Linked DNA regions of Homo sapiens: region 1 is linked to region 2. A link is a loop called in an ENCODE intact Hi-C map of the cell type or tissue named here. Cell type or tissue: heart left ventricle. All regions are shown on one strand. Links, peaks and the distances in the headings refer to the core of each region. The heading gives the core; the rest is flanking DNA.

The links. Peaks named below come from ENCODE experiments on the same cell type or tissue, not always from the same donor. Only the 100,000 strongest peaks of a DNase experiment are listed, where the experiment ranks them.
Region 1: it touches region 2 in a loop (6-fold over the local background); 13 of 110 quality-filtered maps call a loop at or near these places.

Annotation. Positions count from the first base shown.
Region 1 is chr10:132,227,747-132,233,105 of GRCh38, forward strand. It overlaps STK32C (serine/threonine kinase 32C), which reads right to left. Exons shown (of 12, transcript NM_173575.4): 3 at 231-382. Among named protein-coding and RNA genes, the nearest start is that of DPYSL4, 43 kb to the left of the region's middle. RefSeq lists an enhancer at 2,507-2,586. In heart left ventricle, for the core only: no CTCF peak of the experiment used is centred there; DNase peaks (open chromatin) are centred at 2,245, 2,675, 4,295 and 4,915; H3K4me3 peaks cover 677 bases.
Region 2 is chr10:132,651,965-132,657,323 of GRCh38, forward strand. The region is part of intron 4 of INPP5A (inositol polyphosphate-5-phosphatase A); the gene reads left to right. Among named protein-coding and RNA genes, the nearest start is that of INPP5A, 120 kb to the left of the region's middle. In heart left ventricle, for the core only: a CTCF peak has its summit at 2,932 (motif pointing right); a DNase peak (open chromatin) is centred at 2,940.

The DNA of each region.
Region 1 (5,359 bases), core at 93-5,092, 420 kb before region 2:
AGAAGAGACACTGCATTAACCAACCCCAGCATGTCATGGCCACCTGGGCCACTGCCAGGCCTGGGGCACAGGAAGGGGGATAGATGAGGAGGGCTAGAGAGGGCCTGTGGGTGGCAGAGGCATCTCCGAGGCACGAGGGCCAAGGAGCACCAAGGGCAGGAGAGGATAGCCAGTGCCTTCCCGGCTTCAGGACGGTAAGTCTTTCTGCAGCGAGGCCATGGCAGGCTCACCAGAGGTTCACCAGGAAGACGTGCTCGATCTCCTGCAGGATCTCCAGCTCCCGGAAGACGTTGCGGACCTCGTCGCGCTCGATGCACTGCTGCTTGTTCATGTACTTCATGGCGTACATCTTCTCCGTGTCCCGCTTCTGCACAATGCACACCTGGAGGGCACAGGGCTGTTCGGCAGGACGCCTGAGGACGCCTGGGGACACGTGGGGACACCTGGAAATGCATGGGGATGCCTGGGGACGCATCGTCAGGACACAAGGGGACACCTGGGGACGCGCCGCAGCCCCTCTGCCTCCTAGACGCGGCAGGTGCATTCCTCTCTGCCACATATGGTAACATATTTGCTCTGGGGATTAAGATGTGGGTGTTTTGGAGGCCGTGATTCTGCCCCCCAGAGGTTCCTGTACTGGTTAGTGTGTGGCCCTGGCGGCACCTGTCTCAGTGACATCCTGGCTCCATGGCTGTTAGTGAAGACCCCTCCCTGAGACTCAGTCCTGCGTTTCAAGTCTGCAGCAGGACACATCTGTCAACAGGCGCTATCTGCAAACAGACAGGGTCCAGCCTAACAGCATCCAGGCGTGAGTTGGAGCCAAGCAGTGGCTGGTTGTGCGGGGAGCGCCCCTCACCAGCCACGACCTGGGCATGGAGTTTTGCCTTCCTAAACCCCAACATCCTTTTCCAGGGCTTGGAGCAGCAAGCAGCCCGGAGGGGTACTGGGGAATGAATGCGAAAACCCACTGAGCACAGAGCCCTGCGCTCAGGAAGCCTCATCAACCATGGCTGCAGCTTCACCCTGGACGCACATCACTCCACACTCCAGAGACCGACTCCCGTCTCAACACCGTGAGGCCAAGGCCCCTCACCCTGTCCTGCAAGGAGACACACAGAGTGAGCGTGGGGCTTGGGGGCCACCGCTGCCACCACAGTGGGACCCCCTCCGGGGCGCCAGTCCCCACATAGCTCTTCAGGCCTGTACCCTCTGAGCATGGATCATCGGTGTCAACACTGATGCCGCAAACACACGGCTAATTGCTTAGCAGTGAGGATGAGAGTGAGGTGACGGGTGAGAAGCATCAATGAGCAGGGGGGTCCCTTGTGGCCAAGGATGTCAATCAGAATTGAGGATGAAGATCCCCAAAGGGAAGCCAGGAATTAAGGCACAAAATTGTGAGCAGCAGAGCTAACCCCTGTCTGACACTCAGGTTGGGAGAGACCTTCCCAGGACAGGTAATCCAGACCCGTTTCCAAGGCCTTCCACAACCTCTGCTCTCTGGTCCTCAAGGAGTTGGAGCCCAGCAGGGGGCCTGGAGGAAATGGATGATTCTGGATCTCAAGGTGGGCCACAGATGGCCCTGGGCTCCTGGCTGCATGCCCGGAAAGCGTGGTGGCACACACCCGTAGTCCCAGCTACTCAGGAGACTGAGAAGGGAGGATTGCTTGAGCCTGAGAGGTTGAGGCTGCAGTGAGCCACGACTGTACCACTGAACTCAGCCTGGGTGACAGGGCGAGACCCTGTCTCTAAAAAAATTAAGTCAGATGATTAACAACCTTAATTCAATCTGCAATCTTCATTCCTCTCTGCCACGAATGGTAACATGTTTGTTCTGGGATTTGGATGTGGGTGTTTTGGAGGCCATGATTCTGCCCCCAGAGGTTCCTGTACTGGTTAGTGTGTGGCCCTGGAGGCACCTGTCTCAGTCACATCCTGGCTCCGGGGCCCTTACTGGAGACCCCTCCCTGAGACTCAGTCCTTTTGTGAAGCAAAGCGGTGACCCTCCCTCCCGCAAGGGGCCACTGGGAGTCACACTGTGCACAGAGCACCGGGCTGGCCCAAACTAAGAAAGCATGTCTGATGGTGCCAAGCGGTGGCCTGGGTGGATCCGGCTGCAGCACTGTGGTGCGGGAGACAGTGGCTTGGCCTGGCACCATGGGCTCTAAGTATGGCCTCTCCAGGAAGCTGACAACAGGCGTGGCCTCAGCACCTCCCTGCCCGGTGGGAGGGGAAAGCTGAGCCTGAAGGGACAGGAAGAGCCTTGTGTTGGGGGCTGCCCAGAGGCGCGTGTGCTGATGGGGGCTCCTGAACACGCGGCCACACCTGCTGAGGAGCGGGGGCAGCTGCAGGCAGCCCGAGAACAGACGGAGACTAAGCTTGAACGAGGCCGCCTTGGGAGGGCGGGGCGGGGCGGGATTTCTCCTGAACTTCCTGCATTTCCTATGACCATTTTTTAAATTGTTATTTTGAAAGCCAGTTGAGGGTTTCAGAATGACAGTGAGCGTAAGCTGCAGCAGCCCCTGGCTGCCCCTGGCAGGACCCCCTCCTGCCGCTTCCCACTGCCAACGGGGCAGAGTCGCGTGGCTCGGCAGCACGGCCTTCCTCCCATGCACACGGCCGCAGGAGGCCGAGGAGTCCCGTGCCCGGGATGGAAGCCCCAGCCTCACTCTGCACAGGCGCAGAAGCAACGGTGCTTTCCTGCGCCAGCCCCAGCACCCGCGGCCTCCTGCAGACGGTCACTGCAGGCTCAAGGCGGCCACTGCAGGTCTGGAAACTGCTCCAGAAAGGCTGTTTGTTGCCCTGGGGCTGGGACCAGACAGGCTGTGAGACAAATATGGTGGAAAATCCGGCCCTCACCCTCTGCCCCTCAGGAGCCTGGCTTGGGGCCACTGGCTGGGGCCAGGGCTCTTGCTGCTGGGGGGGAAGCTGGCGGGGGGGGGGGGGCTGCAGAGCCCACCTCTGCCTGGAGCGGCGCCAGCACCCGCAGCCCAAGGCCGTCTTCAGCCGGTCCCAAGCCTCAGGCTTTCTGTCGCTTGTGCACCACCCCAGAAAGCTGCCTGCCCAGGCGACCCAACCCTCTCCAGGCTCCCTCTGCCCCTCCTGCTCACGATGCAGCTCAGCTCTTACGGGGGAATCTCTGGAAGAACACGCCTTCCCTTGGGGTGCTCAACCCCCACAGCCCACTCACCAGGGGACAGGGCACCTGGGCTTCCCGTGCCCTCTGGGCCCTGTCACATGTGCGGCGGACACAGACCGGGTGTCTACTCCAGACAGGACCTCACCCTCCTGCCAGACAGGCTCACCCAGGACCACCCGCTTTCCCAAGCATGTGGCCTGGGCTCCATCTGGGACCAGCCCCTTGGCCCTGTGACCCAAGCCTGCTCTCCCCGTCACACGCATCCCATCACCCACAGCCAGGGAGCAGGGACAGAAGAGCCACCTCGAGACAGGGCCTGGCCTCGCACACCCACGGCTCTGCTGTCCACCAGAACAAAGCAGCAGATCCACTTGCCTCCAGCCTGTTACCCCACCTGGGAAACAAACTGCCTGGATGGTGGAGCCATCAGCCACAGTCCAAGCCCCTGGCCTGGCCCTGTGGGAGGAGCTGCCCTGAGGAGCAAGGGGAGGCAGGGTTACACTCAGGTCTCCCGAGTCTTTGGGCTCTGTGTCCTGGAACATTCTCAGCTCAACTGCAGTTCAAGAAAAGCTTGCAAGTCTTCCTATATGCCAGCCCCATGCAAGGTACTGGCAGTGCAGGGTGAGTGGCCATGGTGCCTCCCTGGAGACCCTGGTGGAAACGCCTCGATCCCTCACAGCAGGCCCGAGTGCGTCCCCAAAAGACACAGCCACCAGGAGCCTCGGAATGTGGCCTTATTCGGAATAAAGGTCTCTGAAGATGTAATTAAGTTGAGGATCTGGAGGTCCTGAATTGGGATGGGCCCTAAAGCCAATGATAGACACCCTGATAAAAGACAGAAAAGAGAAGATGACGCAGGCATGGGGGCGAGGGAGTGTGAAGGTGGAGCAGAGGCAGTGATGTGAAGATGCCAGCCTGGGAATGGAGTGACATGGCGGCAAGCTGAGGACACCACGAGTGGCCAGCAGCCACCAGACGCCGGGAGAAGGCACAGCGGGTCCTCCCACGGAGCCGCCCAGAGGGCCCACCCTGCCAGGTCTCAGGCTTCCCATCTCCAGGACTACAAGAGAAACTTCTGTTGTTTGCAGACACTGAGCTACGGAACTTGGTTGTGGCGGGAAACTCGCTTTCTCCACGCCTCCTGTGTCTCTGCATCCCTGATAACACCCTGCAGACTCTGAGCACCTGCGGCCACGCCTGCAGGCAGCAGCCTCACCTGCGCTCACGCTGCGCCCTCACCGGAGCACCTGCCAACCCAGCAGCCCACTTCCCCTAATCTCCTTCACCATTTTCTGACCCAGGCCAGCAGGTGGGGAGCCTGTCCTGCCCCTTATCACTAGGACCCGCCCTCTGAGGCCTGGACTGTCAGGCACGTTGAAGGTGGTTTGGGGTGGTGTGGGGTTTTCCGTTGAAATGGATTTGATTAAGTCAATCACATCAAAGTGCTCTTAGGTGAAGACAACAGAGAAGAGGGCGGGTCCGGCAGGCTCCCTCGGGCCCCTGATGCAGGAGGCTCCAACGAGCGGTGGCGTAAAGCCCTGGGTTTGGTGCAGTCTCTGTCTGGAGGGACCTCAGCACCCGAGATCACGCAGAGCAGTGTTTACAAAAAAGACTGGAAACCGGCGGCCTTTTATGACCAGGCCTGGGGGGCTGAGGGCAGGCAGGTCCGACTCAAACGCTTCCTCCAGGAAACTGGTCCCTGCTTTCCCAGCCGCTTCCTCCAATCACCAACTTAAGCCCAAAGAGAAAATGGAGTTTGAGGTCTCACCACAAAGAGGAACAAGCCAACCCCGGGCTCCGGAGCCCTGGGCTTTTCCTATGAAACGCCACTGATGGGGAGGCCACAACGCCACCCGGAGCCCTGGGCTTTTCCTATGAAACGCCACTGACGGGGAGGCCACAGCGCCACCCGGAGCCCTGGGCTTTTCCTATGAAACGCCACTGACGGGGAGGCCACAGCGCCACCCGGAACAGGCTGGTGCCTGCAGCCATGTGACTGCCAATTCAACCAAATGCTGTTTATGCATTTGGCAGATTTAAGTGATTCACCCAAGCTCTTTCTCTTTCCAAGTAATTTTTGTTCCCCAGAAGCAAATGCCTGACCACAAGTACCTAAGGCCTCTAAACGGTATAATGAAACCACCTCCTAATCCTTCCTGGGGGAGCTTCTGGTGTCCCAAGGAGAAGTAGAGCCTGGGGACGTGGGGACAGCAGGGCGGG
Region 2 (5,359 bases), core at 49-5,048:
CAGAGCCAAGGCCCTCACCCCTGTGCTCAGGATGTAGCTCCTCCTGTCAGCCTTCCTCCCTCTCCCCCTTGGTCCCTCCTCCCTCTCCCCCTTGGTCCCTCCTCCCTACCAGCTTCTTTCTCTCAGCTCTGCCATCCTTTCCATAAAATGGCAGCTTCCTTGACCCTCTCACTCTCCTCTGCCATGACCCAACGTAATGTGTTTCCCAAGTAGGGGCTTATTCAGATGAAAAAGAAAAACACCACTGGGGGAGCAGCAAATTAGACATTGCAGAAGAAAAGAGAAGGTGACTGAACTTGAAGACAGCCACAAAATTAAAGTGAAACAGAGAGAAGGACTGAAAAGTGGATAGAAATCACTGTGAAATACCAGGTGTCCTAACACGTGTGGCTGCAGCCCCAGGAGGAGCGGGGAAAGGAGGCAGACAGGGTGATGCTTACAGATGTCATGGCTCAGATTTCTTCATCAGTCCATGAAACTTACAGAAAGATCCAAATACTGCAACAAGCTTCAAGCCGAATAAACATACCAACGCAGGCCAAGGTCCGATTGCTGAAAGCAAGTTACATGAAGGCCCTTCCTTGCCACCCATCATCCTCGGAAGAGTGGGGCTCTGCTCCCCGTCTCTGCGTGCTGCCCTGCCATGGGAGCCTCATCTGTGCCAGTCGCCAGCTACCTCTTCCTCATGGGGACCATCGCTCAGCTCTTTCCAGCTTCCTTTAGATATAAAGACACAGGTATTTTAAAAGTGAAGGGACGGAGGAGGATGTACCTTGTAAAACAGTCGTTAGAAGAAAGTAGGAGTGGCTGTCTGCATGTCAGGGTGCCCTCAGAACGAGCGTGTTGTCGGGGCTGAGAGCGGTCATTTCACGATGATAAGGGGTCAGCTTTTTGGGAGGACATAGCGGTCGTGAACGTGCGCCCCTAATATCAGAGCTCACTTAGACGCGAAACCGACAGGGCTGGGTGGAGACGGGAGGCTCTGCACCGCAGGAGGACCCCACAGTCCCCTCCTGCTGGCCGATGTGCAGGTGGGCGGAGGGGCAGTGCCCGCCACCCGCACCCTTGGCATCTGAGGCTCTCCAGCCAGAGCAGTGGTGGACGCAGCCACCGACAGAAGGCACCCGCGTGCTGGGCCCTGGCCAGAGCAGGCCTCTCCGTCTGTCCGAGCCTGGCTGGGATACCTGAGAGCGAGGCACACATGGGCTGGCGGAGGGGCAGCCGTCATGCTGTAGTTCTGTTTCCACCAAAACGTTTTTCCACATGAGGGCGAAAGCCTCAGCAAAACCTCCTTCAGGCTCCCGAGGGCCGCGGCTGCCTCCACACCTGGCTACCTTCTTCAGGCCCCCGAGGGCTGCGGCTGCCTCCACACCTGGCTTTCAGGGTTTTCCAGGTGGGTCCGGAGCGGCCTGTGCTTAAGGGCTCAGGTCCACCCGAGACTCTGCCTGGCGTGCGTATCTGGGCATCTGCACCTGGCTGCCGGGCACAGGCCGTGCCAGGCCTGTACGAGCTCTGGGGTTGTTCTCCCTTCTTTCCAGGGTTCCTCCCTGGCCCTGGGTGGTTCCAGCAAAACAGTCGCCAGGGCACATGAGTCTAGTTCCAGAAAGACCTTGCCCCTGCCTCTGAGAGATGGAAAGGATACAAACGCATTCTCTTACCAAAAAGAATTAAATTAGAAGTAAATAAAAAAGATATATGGAAAAGTCTCAAATATTTGGAAATTAACTTGTTTGTTAATAATCCCAAGTCAAAGAGAATTACAAGGTATTTTAAATTATGTGAAAAGCTAGAACCTTCAAAATCTGTGAGATGCCAAAATAGTCTGCACCCGCTGCAGATCGTACGGCAGCCTTCAGCGCGGGGAGCACGGCGCCCCCCGTCAAAGGAAAGGTGCCTCTCAGGGGAGGAAGCACAGGGGCTGGGCCGGGCCCCTCCCCTCAAGAAGCCGCTGTGTACTTGGTGCCTCAAAGTGCCCGACAGTGACGTGGGCCTGGCAGCCCATTCTTCAGCACACACGCTTCCCAATTACGTCTCTGAGATGTCTGAAACCAGGGTGCGGGGCACCAGGGCGGCTGAACAGGCCACCCAGAGGCAGCCGTGCTGTGTCTGAGGCCCCGAGGCTGTTCCTCCAGTCACCCTCACGATGAGGGTTTCCGGAAAATGGGACAGGATAAGGCTTGGGAGTGAGAGTGGGTCTCAGGCCTGCTCTCGGGGAACTGTGGCCTGGCAGGAGCTCCCGTGCCTCTGCTGCCGCCCTTCAGCTCAGTGGGCTCCAGCCCCGGCTTCCCTGCCTGGGCACGGACCTGATCTCTCCCACAGCCACGGCCCTGAGTGAGGCTTTAGGCCAGGTGGATGGTGGAGGGCAGCCTTGCCTGGCAGGTAGGAGGGTCCAGGATGCCCCAGATGCCCAGTTAGCTCATGCCAAGCTGGTGCCAGGCGGGCCTGTCCTCCCTGTCTTGTCACTGAGACTGGGCTGGCAGACCTCGGAACGCTGCCCCCTGGGCCACCACTGGCTGCCTCAGTGGCCTGGTCTTTGCTGGGGGCCCTCGGGGTGTCTGTGTGGCGGGGCCTGACTTCCCCGGGGTCCTGGGCAGAGCTGGGCAGCAGCGGCCAGCCAGACAATCACCCTCCTGCCCCAGCCAGGTGCCCTCTGGCTGTCAGAGGGAGGAAAATTTAATTTTTACAAGATTGATGGTATTGGAGCAATATTTTTAGCTGAGTCTGGTTCAAATAATAGGCCATTAATTGAAAAAGGAAATTGAAATGAATTTATCTTGTACATAAATGCTGTCACGGGTATTAATAGGGATCAGAAAATAGTGGCCTGTTCCCAGAAGGCGATTGAACCTGAAGCTGCGCCTGGCGCGTGAGCCTGTGGGGGGGACGCGGCTGAGGGGCTTTGAGCGACCTGCAGGTGCCCATTGCCACCAGGAGATGGCGCCCACGCAGCGCCTGAGAGTTTCCTACCGGAGATGATCAGAAGGCAACTTTTAATGCTTAAAAAATGAGGATATTAGGCTGGGCGCGGTGGCTCACGCCGGTAATCCCAGCACTTTGGGAGGCTGAGTCTGGGATGGACATGCACCGACTCCGCCAGGCGAGGTGGGCCTGGCTCAGGGCAGAAGGCCCCAGGAGGTGCCCAGGCTGAGCCCCGAGCTCTGCGCCCGCATGGAAAATGGAAAAGTGGCGAGAGCCAGGCTGGAAGACACCTGAGTGCCAGGCGGTCTGTGTGCCTCATCCCTGAAGCGCCTTTGTCAGAGCCCTTGCTCCTGGGTTCAGCCTGGTGTCCCTACCCCTGGGAACACATGTCCACCCACAGCACTGGAGACAGGGCTCAGAGCTAGCCCCGCCGTGGAGGTCTCGGTACCACGTTGGTACCCAGAGAAATTTCTTAGCCACCGCGGTGCATCCTCCCACACAGGCCTCGACACTGAAGAAGTGCCTGGGCGAGGCTTTCCCGGGCTGCCAAGTGCCTATTGATCCACAGCTCCAACAGCACAGAAATCCCGTGTCTTGTCTGCCGGGCACGCAGGGAGCTCCGAGAACACATCAGTCAGCGCCCAGAGAGCCGACGTCGGCCAGAGGACGCAGGGTAACGGCTTTCCTGAACTCCGCTTCCAAGAGGGTTCTGTGAGGAAGAGGTTGCAAATTCATTTTCGTTTAACGTCACCCGCATCTGGTTTCACCACAGAAGTGGAGCCCTGCAGTGGGAGGGGTGGGGGGCCTGTCACTGGGCTTTGCTGCTGATTTGGCCTACCTGGGAAGCCCAGAAGATGTATTTACTGTAGGGACTTGAGGCTTGCTTGGGGCCTGGTAGGAGCCAAGGCCACCCCATCCTCCCAGCTCAGCTTGGTGACTTACCATCCATGGCTCTGGTTCGCTTGTCACCCGCCCCTCCCAGAGAGGCTGCGTGGGGCTGCAGGCGCCTGAGTGTAGGTCCCAGCCTGTGTCCTGGGCTCTAGTCCCATTGAAGCCTTGTGGCTGGCTGGGCATGGGTCCCATGCAGACTGGTGGGGCCAGGAGGGCCTGGCGTGGGCACCTGCAGCAGCTTCTTCAAGGCCTCCCAGCACTGACCGTGGCCTCTCAAAGCTTCGGCTGCTTCAGCAGCTTTCCTGCTGGGAGCTGTGAGCACTGCTGGGGCCCATGCCCAGGACTGTCCTGACCGGACTGAAAGCCCTAGAGGGAAGCTGGCAGTGGGGACAGGGTGCAAGAGGAAAGACCCTCTCTCCATGCAGCTCCTTCATCCACCCACCTGGAGGAACTCCTAGAGGGAAGGTGGCAGTGGGGTCAGGGTGTGAGAAGGAAAGCCCCACTCTCCTCTTCATCCACCCACCCAGAAGAAGTTTGAAGAAACCATGCCTTTTAATGGCTTAAAGTTGGAGCAGAAGGGTTTATCTGCTGATACAATTAAGATAGCTTCGGGAGAGGGCTGAGAAGGTGTGGCCTGGCGGACACACTGCCTCCAGGGACACCCCTGCCCCCGCCAGCTGTGCCTGCTCAGAGAGTGCCTGCTCCTCGGAGGGTCCCCCCTGCTTGGGAAGGTACCTGCTGCACAGGACCCCAGCTGGAGTCAAGGAGTCAGCAGAAGAGGGGGTTGGAGGAGCGGCTGGGGACAGGAGGTGGCTGTGCGGGCTGCCCCACCTCGCCTCTTGCCTGAGCCCCTCTGTGGCCACATAGACAGAAGGAGGGGTTGGAGGTGCAGCCAGCCAGCTGGGCCAGGTGAGCCGGTCCTGAAGGGCACCAAGCAGGGTTGCCCCGGGCTCCTGAGAGGATTTTTCACATGCAGCAGCTGGAGACAGTTTGGAGGGGCCCAGGGCGGTGCAGACCCTTCCACAGCTGCTCAGGTGGCCCGGAGGCGTGTGCACCCTTCCCTATGCAGCAGGGCTCCACAGGCCTGGGCACTCAGCCCAGATGGTGCATGTGGGGAACCGTGGGACCCCATGTGCCAGGAGTCTCTGGGCAGACAGCAGCGACAGGGCTGTGTGGGGACTTGGGCAGGCCTGAGCCTGGGGTCCGATGACCTAGTTGGGTCTGGGGCAGCCACAAGCCGAGGCGTTGAGGAAGAGAGAGTGAAGTCTGAGCTCCTTGTGTAGGAGACCTCCGTGTGGAGTAGCCCCAGAGGCAGGAGGCTGCCTCAGCCAGGATGGCCCCATGCACTTGCTAAGCTGCGCCGCCTGCTCACTCAAGGCTCTTGGGCTCGGAGCAGAACTATGAGCCTGCAAGGCCTGCTGGGCAGAGTGGCCACAGCACGTGGCCGCTGGTCACCAACCGGGGGCTTACCCCTCTCCCACCCGCTAGCGCTGCCTTTGCACCTCGGAGGGCAGGTCTCTGCTGGCACCATGAGTGACCTGCAAGCACT